3 separate regions of the Homo sapiens genome follow, and all the other regions are linked to region 3. A link is a contact called in ENCODE Hi-C or POLR2A ChIA-PET data. All regions are on one chromosome and are shown on one strand. The core of a region is the stretch at or near the end of the contact, and the rest is flanking DNA. Distances in the headings are between cores, read along the strand shown. Region 1 overlaps PITPNM3 (PITPNM family member 3). Region 2 holds the start of TEKT1 (tektin 1). Region 3 holds the start of KIAA0753.

What was found. Hi-C counts contacts between places; a loop is a spot of excess contacts on that map. ChIA-PET counts read pairs that join two places held with the same protein, here RNA polymerase II (POLR2A). Pooled maps may share reads with other maps.
Region 1: a loop to region 3 is called in a pooled map, with 2.7 times the contacts of the local background. The contact joins the enhancer-like site here to the promoter of KIAA0753 in region 3. A Hi-C loop is called at or near these places in 1 of 168 maps with a recorded cell type or tissue (endothelial cell of umbilical vein) and 4 of 50 pooled maps. POLR2A ChIA-PET finds 5 or more read pairs at or near these places in 1 of 52 experiments (MCF 10A).
Region 2: a pooled map shows a loop between it and region 3 (2.0-fold over the local background). The contact joins the promoter of TEKT1 here to the promoter of KIAA0753 in region 3. A Hi-C loop is called at or near these places in 1 of 50 pooled maps.

Annotation. Positions count from the first base shown.
Region 1 is chr17:6,495,461-6,498,999 of GRCh38, reverse strand. The region is part of intron 4 of PITPNM3 (PITPNM family member 3); the gene reads left to right. Among named protein-coding and RNA genes, the nearest start is that of PIMREG, 53 kb to the right of the region's middle. RefSeq lists an enhancer at 557-1,447. Within about 2 kb of position 2,164, at least 5 of the 41 ENCODE cell types and tissues checked have a DNase peak (open chromatin) inside an H3K27ac peak, as active enhancers do.
Region 2 is chr17:6,829,859-6,833,184 of GRCh38, reverse strand. TEKT1 (tektin 1) reads left to right here and starts at 1,456. Exons shown (of 8, transcript NM_053285.2): 1 at 1,456-1,536; 2 at 2,792-2,998. The coding sequence starts at 2,809. RefSeq lists a silencer at 1,444-1,493.
Region 3 is chr17:6,638,725-6,642,387 of GRCh38, reverse strand. KIAA0753 reads left to right here and starts at 1,677. Exons shown (of 19, transcript NM_014804.3): 1 at 1,677-1,751. It overlaps TXNDC17 (thioredoxin domain containing 17), which reads right to left and starts at 1,328. Exons shown (of 4, transcript NM_032731.4): 1 at 1,161-1,328; 2 at 554-635; 3 at 64-139. The coding sequence starts at 1,305. It overlaps LOC122526780, which reads left to right and starts at 2,072. Exons shown (of 1, transcript NM_001396008.1): 1 at 2,072-3,663. The coding sequence starts at 2,072. RefSeq lists enhancers at 609-668, 869-1,138, 1,269-2,150, 3,049-3,118.

The DNA.
Region 1 (3,539 bases), core at 915-3,414, 140 kb after region 3:
CTGACATTCTCGGGGTCTTCTGTTGCCACCTCTCTGTCCCCTGGCTTCCTCTGTCTGTGCCTCTTTCTGTTTCTGCCTTGTTCATGCTGCTCCGTTAGTTAGCACAGTGACCATTTCCGGAGTGCTCCCACTATACCTGCCATGGTGCTGGCTGTAGGGACTCAGGGATCTTGTATGTTTCCATTGAACCTCACTCTTTCTGTGCTTCCATCCAGTGTGAATGGCACCATCCTCCATGAATCCAAGCCAGAAACCTTCTAGACTTCTCTGTCTCTGTCACCATCCACTATCAAATCAGCCTCTGCTAGTGTCATTCAACCTCCAGCAGTGCTATGAGACCCACCCACTCCTCCCTGTCCCCATCCCTTCTCTAGTTGAGGCCCTATCTTCTCTCTCCTGGACCATTGCATCCTCCTGTGCACTGGCGTCCCTGCCTCCCTGCCTCCCGGCCTCCCTGCCTTCCTGCTTCCCATCTCACCCACTCTGATCCTCCCTTCAGCGTGTCAGAGAGACCTTTGGAGGAGGAAAGGCTGGTTCTCACAGCCCCTGCTTTCTCTCCCATGGATCCTCTCGAATGAAGCGTGAACCTTGCCTCCATACAACCTTACCCGACCACTTTCCCCTCTTCCTGTCAGCTCTCCCGTTTCCCCAGGCTAGCTCTGGGAGGAGCGTGGACTCTCTAAGCACAGTTTTCTTGTGGGCTAATTGGGAAGCCTGAGCATACCATCCATCTCTGCGGAGGAGACAGAAGCAGTTCCTCTGCAGCAAATGGTGGGAAGGACCAGGGTCCCTCTGGACCCCGCACTGTTGGCCTCTGCCCTTGTGGCTCCATTCATGGCTGCTGGGCTCACACGTGCTGAATCCAGCAAGCCCGGCTCACCCCTCCTGCTGCAATATGCCACCACCATAGAAGAGGCAAAGGGTAGAGCTGTTGTCTCAAAGGGGCAGTAACTCCCCTTCCTCTGCCCACGCCCCCATCCAGGAACGTCCGGTGGGAGGAGGCATGACATTCTCCCAGGAGACCTGCGGCTGCCTCACCCGCTCCATGCCTCTCCCTTCCAGTCTCAGCAGCTCCACGAGGGGCAGGGCTCCGCAGTGCACAGGCTGGGAAAGTGCGAGTTGAGAGGAGCCTCCCTCTGCCCCACCCCCATGCAGGATGGGTTGGGGGGCAGATTCTACAGCAGGAAGACCTGTCTATTGTGGCCCTTGAAGTTGGACCCTGCCTGTGTGGATGACAACAGCCACCTGACACATGTGACCCAAAGCCATGCTGGTCGTCTCATGGCTTTTCCAGAGCCAGCGCCTGGCATCAGCTGCAGGGGTGAGGGCCGCAGGCAGCTGTCCCACGTGCGGGGAGGGTCTTCCCACAGCCACGTCCACACATTAGAGCAGATGCTCTGTGGGGCTGTGAACTTCCTCTTGTCCCCAGAAAAAGACCTGGCAATGGTCCACAGAGTCCCAACCCTAGTCCCAGTCTGACCCTTTATCTTCATCCTCTACTGAGCCTCTCTCCTAGCCACCAACTGAGCCCCAATTTATCCCCAGCTGGGTCCTAACTCCAGCCCCTGGTCCTGGACTGAGCTTGGGTCCTCGGCTCAGATGCAGAGAGATGTAGATGGCTCAGCTCACCTCTCCCCATCGTGGGCATGTGGTTTGACTTCGCACCCCACTGCCTAGGGTCAGTGACCAGAGGAACAGCTCTGAATGCCCTGACCAGCCACCGAAGGGCTTCCCTTCCCACATACCCTCAGCCCCTGGCCTCCCCAGGAAGACCCCCCACCACAGACAGGATGCGTGAAGCCCCTTGCCCACGGCTGGCCTCTCCACTCCTCTGCCTGGTAACTGGTGTCTTTTCCTGGCCTGTGTGGGCAGCTTGCTGAGCACAGCTGCAGACAGGCTATATTTAGCCAGCTTTAATGAGCTCAGGGTGGCAGACGTCCGCCTTGGGAGCACTTTTCTTGCATGTGTGTGTGTGTCTCTGCTTGGCATCGTTCCTTCTCGTTTGTGTGTGTGTGCCCTTGCACTTGTATGTGTGCATTAGCCTCTATGCCAACGCATTGGTGCATTCACTTTCATGAGGATGTGCATTAGCCTCTATGCCAATGCATTGGTGCATTCACTTTCATGAGGATGAGTGTGCGTCTCTGTGCGCATATACAAGTCTATCTACATAGCATCTGGGCTTTGCTGGGGCACGTGCAGCTTCCGACACTTATAGGGGTGCAAAATGGGAACAAATGATTAGTTCATTCACCCATCTGTTTAAAAAATATTTAATGAGCACCTTTATATGCCAACATCATGATAGTCTTTGGGGATAAAATAGAGCAAAATCAAACCCAGTCCCAGCCCTTAAGGATCTTGTCATCTGGGAGACGGAGGAGGGGAAGATAATAATCAAATAGTCATAAAATGAAAAGCGTGAGGATTAACCCCAGGAAAGAGAGGACCGTGGCGCTTTTGTGGAGAGGACAGGAAGAGTGGAAGGCCCCCGGAAGGAAGGAACACTGAGGTTCCTGTGGGAATTATCTGGTCACGGGGCAGTGGAGAGAAGAGCCCAGGCCCGGGGAACATTTGCTGGGACTCTGCAGTGAGAGGGAAAGGGGATGTGCGAAAACTGGCTGAGTTCAGAGAGGGAGGGGCGAGTGTGGGAGAGCGGAGCAGAAGGCGGGGGCTTGGTCAGGATAAGAGAAGCCTGGAGAGGGGTGGTGTGGGAGGAGGTGATGGGATTTGCATAGAGCACTTAGGATCCAGCCCGTGATGCAGTCAGGGTTCTAGCAGGAAACGGAAGGCTCACACAAACCACAGGTGGGAGGAGGGCTTAGCAGAGAGACTTTATTCACAGGTGAGTGAGGCTTTAAGGAAACCAAGAAGGCATCAGCAATACCCTGGGGTTGTTCCCACCCCTGAAGGAGAAGAGCCCAGAGAGGCTCCTGCATGAGCCTTCAGCAGAGACCACCTTACGATGACCCGGCATGGAGGGGGCTCCCTTGCCCCAGTTCTCCTACTGGTGCTTTCCATCGCTACACCCAACCTGTAGCTAGGGGGCCTCGGCCTCGGGCTGAGTCGGGCAGAGATGGGGCACTGAGGCTCTGGAGGGGCAAAGAGAGACCTCACTGCACAGTCTACTTACTTCCACGTGGAAGAATCGCCCTTTCCTTTGTTTTTCTGTAAGCCACTTTGATTTTGACTGTACATTCCCTTGCAGCTGTGCTGGTGAAGGACTCCTCCTCCTCTGTGTGTCCAGGAGCTTCTCTTTCCTCCCTCTCCTGCCATCGCCTCAAAACTCCAGGGGTCTTCCCAGCACTCTGGTGGGGGAAGGGTGCCTGCAGCATGCACACATGTGCAAGGGGTCCTTCGTCCACAGCGGTGAGCACGAGGACCCCAGAACCCAGCCTGGTGGTCCCTTTTGTCCTGGGCTTGCAGCTCCTGGCTGCAAGGGTTCACGCTCTCTGGAGCATGGGATGGCCAGGTCTTCTTATGTTGTTCTCCATCTTCCTGGAGTTGCGAAGGGACCCGTATAGAAGACTCTCTCCTCC
Region 2 (3,326 bases), core at 207-2,706, 190 kb before region 3:
CTGGTTGTAGAATCCCAGATTTGAAATAATTTTCTATAGAATTTGAAGGCATTATCCTAGCATCATTTCTAGCAACCATCATTTCTAGCCACCTGTGTTAGAGACGAAACACTTGATACCTATTCTTTCTTTTTCTTCTTATTCTTTGAATTAAGAAATTCCACCAGAATAGGTATAAAGTTGGCCCTTCCTATCCGTGGATTCTACATCCTTGGATGCGATGACACACAAATAAAAAATATTCAGGAAAAAAATTCCACAAAGCTCCAAAAAGCAAAACTTGAATTTGTTGCACCCTGAGTGCTATGTTGAATCCATGCGAATGAAGCGATGAGTAGGCATGGTTAGACATTGTATTAGGTATTGTATTAGGCATTGTATTAGGTATTATATTAGGTATTAGGTGTTGTATTATGTATTGTATTATGTATTGCATTAGGCACTGTATTAGGCACTATATTAGGTATTGTATTAGGCATTGTATTAGGTATTGTAGCAATCTAGAGATGACGTAAAGTATGCCTATCTAGGGATGTGCGTAGGTTATATACAAATGCTACACCACTTTATATGAGACTTGAGAATCTGCAGATTTCAGTATCTGAGGGGGATCCTGGAGCTAATCACTCTATGGATTATATGCATAATCCACAGGGAGGACTATATGTAAGGAATGGGGGTGTGTGTTAATTTCAGGTGGGTCGTTAATCTAAAGACTTGAGTCTTTGGCTCAAGTTATCTCTCTCTCACTTTCACAATTGTTTTGCCATTCTCTCTCTTTTTTTCTTTCCTTCTGGAAGTCCTACTTGACAAATATTAAATCTTCTGGAGCTATCCCCTCAGATTTAATTTTTCTCCCATATTTTCCATCTCCTAGTGGATGCAGAGTGACTTCTGGAGTGTTTGCCTGAAGGCGTTCTACTCACACACCTGCCCTCACAGAGTGCCCCATCGGGCGCCCCACGCAGAAATAAGCCAGTTGTGGTAACAGACCTATACAAACTCTGGAGGAAACTCATTGTAGCTTACAGAAACAATCAACTTGGCTTCCTGATTTTTAACCCTCAATTTCGCCTGCGACTGCGAGGTCCTGGAGGCATCGCCCAGCCCAACCCCACTGTACAGCCGGGAAGTCTGAGAGCCGGGGTACAGCGCGACCCGAGATGATCCCGCCCGCGGGAGGGCTCGGACTAGACGCAGGTCTCCTGACTCCCAGCTCGGGGCTTTGGCCGCTGTCTTCTGCTTGGTGCCCCGCGTCTTCGCGGTAGGTTGAGGTGGCCGGAGCATCTGGCCCTACCCTTCCCACACGCCACACTCCTGGGTCTCTGGCTCTGGGGTCCGCAGAATTTGCGCCTGCGCTAAGCCTTTGGCCAGGCTGCTCAGTGGCGGAACCAGCCCTCTTTGCCCTGGCAACGCGTCACTTGTTGTCATGGAGACCGCGTTGTTTACCTCTCTGTTCTGCAAGAGCTGGAAGCTCCAGTTGGGGTAAGGAGGCTCCCATCCCGAGCTTGCGTAGTGGTTCTGTGTGGCGCTGAGGTAAGTAAACCATGACCCCACCCCACCGACCCCTACCCGCAACCCTCCCCGCCTAACCAAATCCTTATGACGTTGGGATGAGCCCTAATTTAGGTCCCCACCTCTCTGGGGGCTATTCAGACTTATCCAGGAGCCTTGGGTTAAATGCTGGGCTCCACACTCAGATAAATTCGGTAGAAGCCATAAAAGGGACTGGGCTAGGAAGAAACGGAGAAACTCCATGTTGTCTGAGGGGGCTGGGTGGGCTGAGGTTCTCAGCCTAGTCAAGATCTGACTCTAGTTTCATCCTTATATATGTGAAGGCTTCAGAGATCCAGAGGCCCCTAAGAGCAGGGACTCAGACCTTAGGGTAGAGATGGGAGTGGGGGCAGATTTCAGCCCTGTCTGAGGAAGGCAGTTCTCATGGTCCATCAGAGTTGTATGAAGATGAAATGGGTAATTTTAGCGTTTCCACTGCCGACAGCCTCTGCCAGCTGGCTTCCCCTGTGTTGTTCCCCTTCCTGTTCTCTCCTTTTCTTTGTCCTGGAAGTTTTCAGATTCTTTTATGTGTTGAACAAGTTCAATACCCAGTTGTCAGTTTACACATGTTACATTTCCTCCTCCTCCTCCTCCTCCTCCTCCTTCTTCTTCCTCTTCTTTTTCTTCTTCTTTTTTTAAGAAAACATCTCTGGGCTCATCTGTTTGGCAGAACATTACTCCATGACCCAACAATTCTAATGAGTTATAAAAATGCATACACGTGTTCACCAAAAGACATGTATGAGACTATTAATAGCATTCTCATTATGGCCCTGGAGTGTAAACAACCCAAATATCCATAAACAGTAGAAAAGACAGCTAGATTTTATTCATATAACGGCACCTACACAGCAACGAGAACGAACAAACTGCAATCATATAGACAATATGGATGAATTTTACAAACATAATGTTGAGCTAAAGAAGTCAGAGACAGAATAATACATACTGTATTATTCCATTTATGTTAAATTCAAAAACAGCAAAACGAATTTGTAGTGTTAAAAGTCAGGATACTGGTTACCCTGAGGGGCTTGAGGTGGAGTAACTGGGAGGAGGTTAGAGATGCTGGTAATGCTTGTTTCTTGGTTTGGGTGCCGGCTACACAGATAGATTTATTTTGTGTACAGATTATGATTTATGCAATTTTCCGTATATATGTCATCCTTGAATAAAAATTATCATAAAAAAGGACAAATTGCTTTCATTTAATCTAAAAGAGTCTGCTTTTGATCAGGAATTTGGAAACCTCAAATGGCTAAACTATTACAACCTCCACCCAAGTTCCTGCCCTCAGAGTGGCACATTGCTAACAAGAACCAGTACCACAGAGCAGACGCTCAAAGGTCCCGATCAGAACGCCTGGTCGCAGAAAGCCAGAGGCTTGTGGATGAAATTGAAAAGACCACAAGAAAATCTCAAAGCGATGTGAACAAGAAACTAGGTAAGACAACATGCTTGGCATATTCGTGAACATGCTAGGATGAGGCTGTTGAGTTTAGCTATAGTGTCATGTTCAGATGTGGCAACATATTATTTTTGAATATTAGAGAAAATCATGTGTATTCTCCAGGTTCTATGTTTAAGTTCACTGCCCTAAGATAGACACAAGGTAACCCAGCCTGATTTTCAGCCACCCATCATTCATTTATTTGTTGATTTGATGCACAGTTATTGAGCATCTATGGGCATCTATGTACTACACACTAGGCATATCACAGGGAATGATCAGAATCTCTGCTTTTTAGGGGCTTCTAACTTGAAGAGGATAA
Region 3 (3,663 bases), core at 428-2,927:
CCACAGCAAGTTAAAAGAGTTCTGACAGTGAATTACAGGCCCAGCATATTTAAAGATACTTACTGTTCCATACTTAAGTAGTGTAGGCACTGCTGTTACTTTCAAGTTTTTTCTGAAGTCATTATTTGGATCTTTCCAACTATTCGAAAAGAAAAAGTGATCATGAAAAAAATTTACTTGGTTTATTACAGTTTGCTTAATATTTGACATAGTCCTACATTTAATTTTTTAGTAATCACTGTTCTTGCAAACACTTAAAAAACCTTGCGGACTATGGCTTAATCTACTAATTACCCTGTGCAAAGTTTCAAAGTGTGACTAAGATATAAAAGTAAAGCCAGCTAAGTTCTGGGCTTACACCAGACCAAATTCGTTGAATTACCCTTACTTAATTCAGGTGGGCATTTTAAATTTGTATTTAATAGCTTCTAATTGTTTAACTTGTCAGACATTACCTTGTAAGACAAACTGGGTAAGTAAGTCCCTGAGGCCCTTCCCGCCTAAGTATGCAATTTGTGCACGTCTGCGAGGTAGATTATACATTGCCACTTACTAAGGCTTTTCTCCTACTTGGCAGTAGATGAACACACATCCTTCACTAATGTGCTTCAGCCCCTCTCGTACGACTGGTTCAGCTTTAAAAAAAGTTGAGATAAAATAATCGCACGTCAACTCTACAATCAGGCACGTATAAACTGTGTTCTTTCCCCCTTCCCCCAGTCTTGGTAAGCACTCAGACTTTAACCTGCAGCTAACTGAAGAGGTCAACACAAGTCAGGTGTTCCCTTCTGGTCTTAGAGCCACGTTAAGGGTAAGGACCAAATCCCAGTCCCGATTTGCCCCTGCACCACCGCGCCCGTAACAATGGAAAGCACATGTATTTGCTGACCAACTCACGTATCCTGTAAGACACTAATGGTACTGGGGGAGTGAGAAGTTTTAAGGAACTAGATTCCAAGATCATCCGGGTAAGGTGGTAAAAGGAAGAGCGCTCTTGGCAGGGCGGGGTAGGATTTAATAGAAGGAGACTTGGGGACAGCTCAGATTGCTCCGCGGATGTCTGGAACCAAGACTCTGCCTCCGCTAAGCCCCCCTTCTGGCCGTAGGCTCGACCTTCCTGCCATTTCCATTGGACAGCAGCCCCCGAATCCCGGCCTCACCCTGCACGCAGTCGGGGCACCAGCTTTTCCCCCCGGCGTCCTTAGAACCCGTAAAGTAGGCGAAAATGGTCTTGCCATTGTGCTGTTCCACGGCCCGGTGGAACTCCTCGAAGCCGGACACGCTCACCTCCTCATAGCGGGCCATTGGCACGACGTGCAGCCGCTACTGGAGGAGTGCACGTCCGGTCGCCGCGGTTGGGTCCCGCGTAGGCGGGGCGAGGCTGTTTCCGGGTGGGCAAGAGAGGGCGGAGCCTGCGGAAGCCAGCGCCGCTAAAGACTACGGGAGCCTCTGACGACCACAATCCATCCGCATGGCTTTTTGCTCTAGTTCCTCAGATCTTTCTGCGCTAGCTGCACTCCCAAGCCCAGGCTTAGATCTACCCTAATCTAGTCCCAGCCCCGACCTCATGGACACTGGCTGCAAAACTTACCGCCTTGCAACACCTGGATCCTTAAATAGTTCAGGGCCTCAAAGGCTCCCAAGCCGCCCTGCGCCTGTTGCTATGGCGACTGGGCAGGCGGCCGGAAGCGCGGCCTTGTTGGGGGCCCCCGTTGCCCGCCTCCCAGTAGCCGCGCCTCACCCTAGGCCAGGTGGGCTCGGGCCGGGGCTGGGGGGGATTCTGGGAAGCCGCATAGAGTCATGGACTTGGGGGAGAGGAGATCTGACTCGGAAAGCCTTTGTTGCTTTGTCCCCCCAGTTACCTTTTCTGCCGTCTAGGCTTTACGGGGGCCTGGGACTGGGGGCGGGTTCCCGAGACTGGGCGGGGGTGGGATGGGTGAGGGGCTCGGAGGGAGAAAGGCTGCAAGGCCGGAGCGGAGTGTGTGAGTGCGTGTGTGGAGCAGCTTAGGGAGCGAGGTGCTAAGACATCCCCCAGGGCCGCGGTAGGGAGGAAGGGAACTGCCCTGGAGCTATGAGCCGGGAGACTCGCCGTGGGGCCTTGCCCAGGCTGCGCCGGGGAGAGCAGGCGGCTAAGATGCCGGGTCGCTGCGTGGGGCCCAGCAGGTCGGGGCGGGGGGTTCGGCGGCCGTGGGGGAAGAGACGGGGCGCAGGGACGTCCCGAGGCCGTGGAGCAAGGCGCCGGGCGAAGCCCTCGGAGTGGGAGACGCGCTGTGTGAGTGCAGAAAGGCCACAGGGCCGTCAGCGGCCATGGGGGACGAGACAAGCGGCGGAGACAGCCGACGCCGCCGGGGCGAATGAGGCTTTGGGAGCTCCTGGGACCCCAGGCTCCATCGAGGCTGCAAGGGACCCTGGGGCTGTGTGGGTGAACGGGGCTGTGGGGGAGCCCGAGGTGGTGGGGCTTGCCGGGGCTGTGTGGGTGACCGGGTCTGGGGAGGAGGAGACCGAAGATAGAAGTCCCCGGGGCTGCGAGAGAAAAGGTCGCCCGGGATCTCTGGGCCATGAGAGCATTCTGCACCTGTGGCTGAAGGTGCAGGCTATGAGGGCCGCCTCGGGATGTGGGGAAGGAAGTAGAGTCGAGCTCCATCCCGTGCCTGCAGGAGAGGGACCTGTCGAAAGGGGTGTTCCTGGCCGAGCTTCCTGGGTAGAGACAAGCCGCGGCGGTCTTACAGGGCCCTGGGTGAAGGAACAGGCAAGGGGGATCCCTCGGGCCCCCTCAGGGCCCACAGCTCTGGGCTTAGGGGCAGCTTACGAGAGAGCCTTAGGCTTCTGTGGACAGGGACAGGCTGGGAGGGTGCCTCCTGCGAGTGTGCCTGGGGCTTTGGCGTCAAGTTCTGAAATGGCCCCGCACCTGTGGAGGGGAGAAGCTGTGGGGGTTCCTGAGACTGGGGAGGAGATAGGCTATGGGTTTGTCTCAGGCCCTTGTGAAAAAGAACAGACTATGGGCGAGCCTGGGACCGTGGGGTGGACTGGGGCTGTGGGAGCGCCCAGAGCCATGGAGGGAGAGCTCGGCTGTGGCGGTGCTGCAGGTCTGTGGGGGAGAGGACAGTCCCCGCAGATTCCTGGGGCTCTGACACATGAAGCAGTCTGTGGGGCCACCCCTGGCGTATGGGGGAGGGGACAGGCTGTGGGGGTGTCCGATGCTGTGGAGGAGGAGCCTACTTCTGTGGGTGCCGCAGGTGTGTGTTACAGGAGACAGGCTGTGGAGGAGACAGACTCTGTGGGTATGCCCGGCCCGTGGGGCACAGGATACTCTGTTGGGGTGCCCTGTGCTGCTGAAGAGGAAACTAGATGTGGAGGTGACCCAGGGTTCAGGGAAAGGGGACAGCCTGTGTGGGTGGAGACAGGCTCTGGGGGTGATCCAGGGTCACGGGGAGCTGCGCAGACTGCAGAGTCATCATGTCCTGGGGAGCAGGCAGCAGGTTCTGGGGGTGCCCCAGGCCTGTGGGGGATACAACAGGCTACAGGGGTACCCAGGGCCTTGGGGAAGGACACGGGCTGTGTGAGTGTCCCAGGGCTGTGGGGAGCGGGACAGATGGTAAGGGTGCCCCAGGCTGTGGTGGTACCTGGAGCCCTGGGAGAAGAGCTGAGCCACAGCGGGGGCCT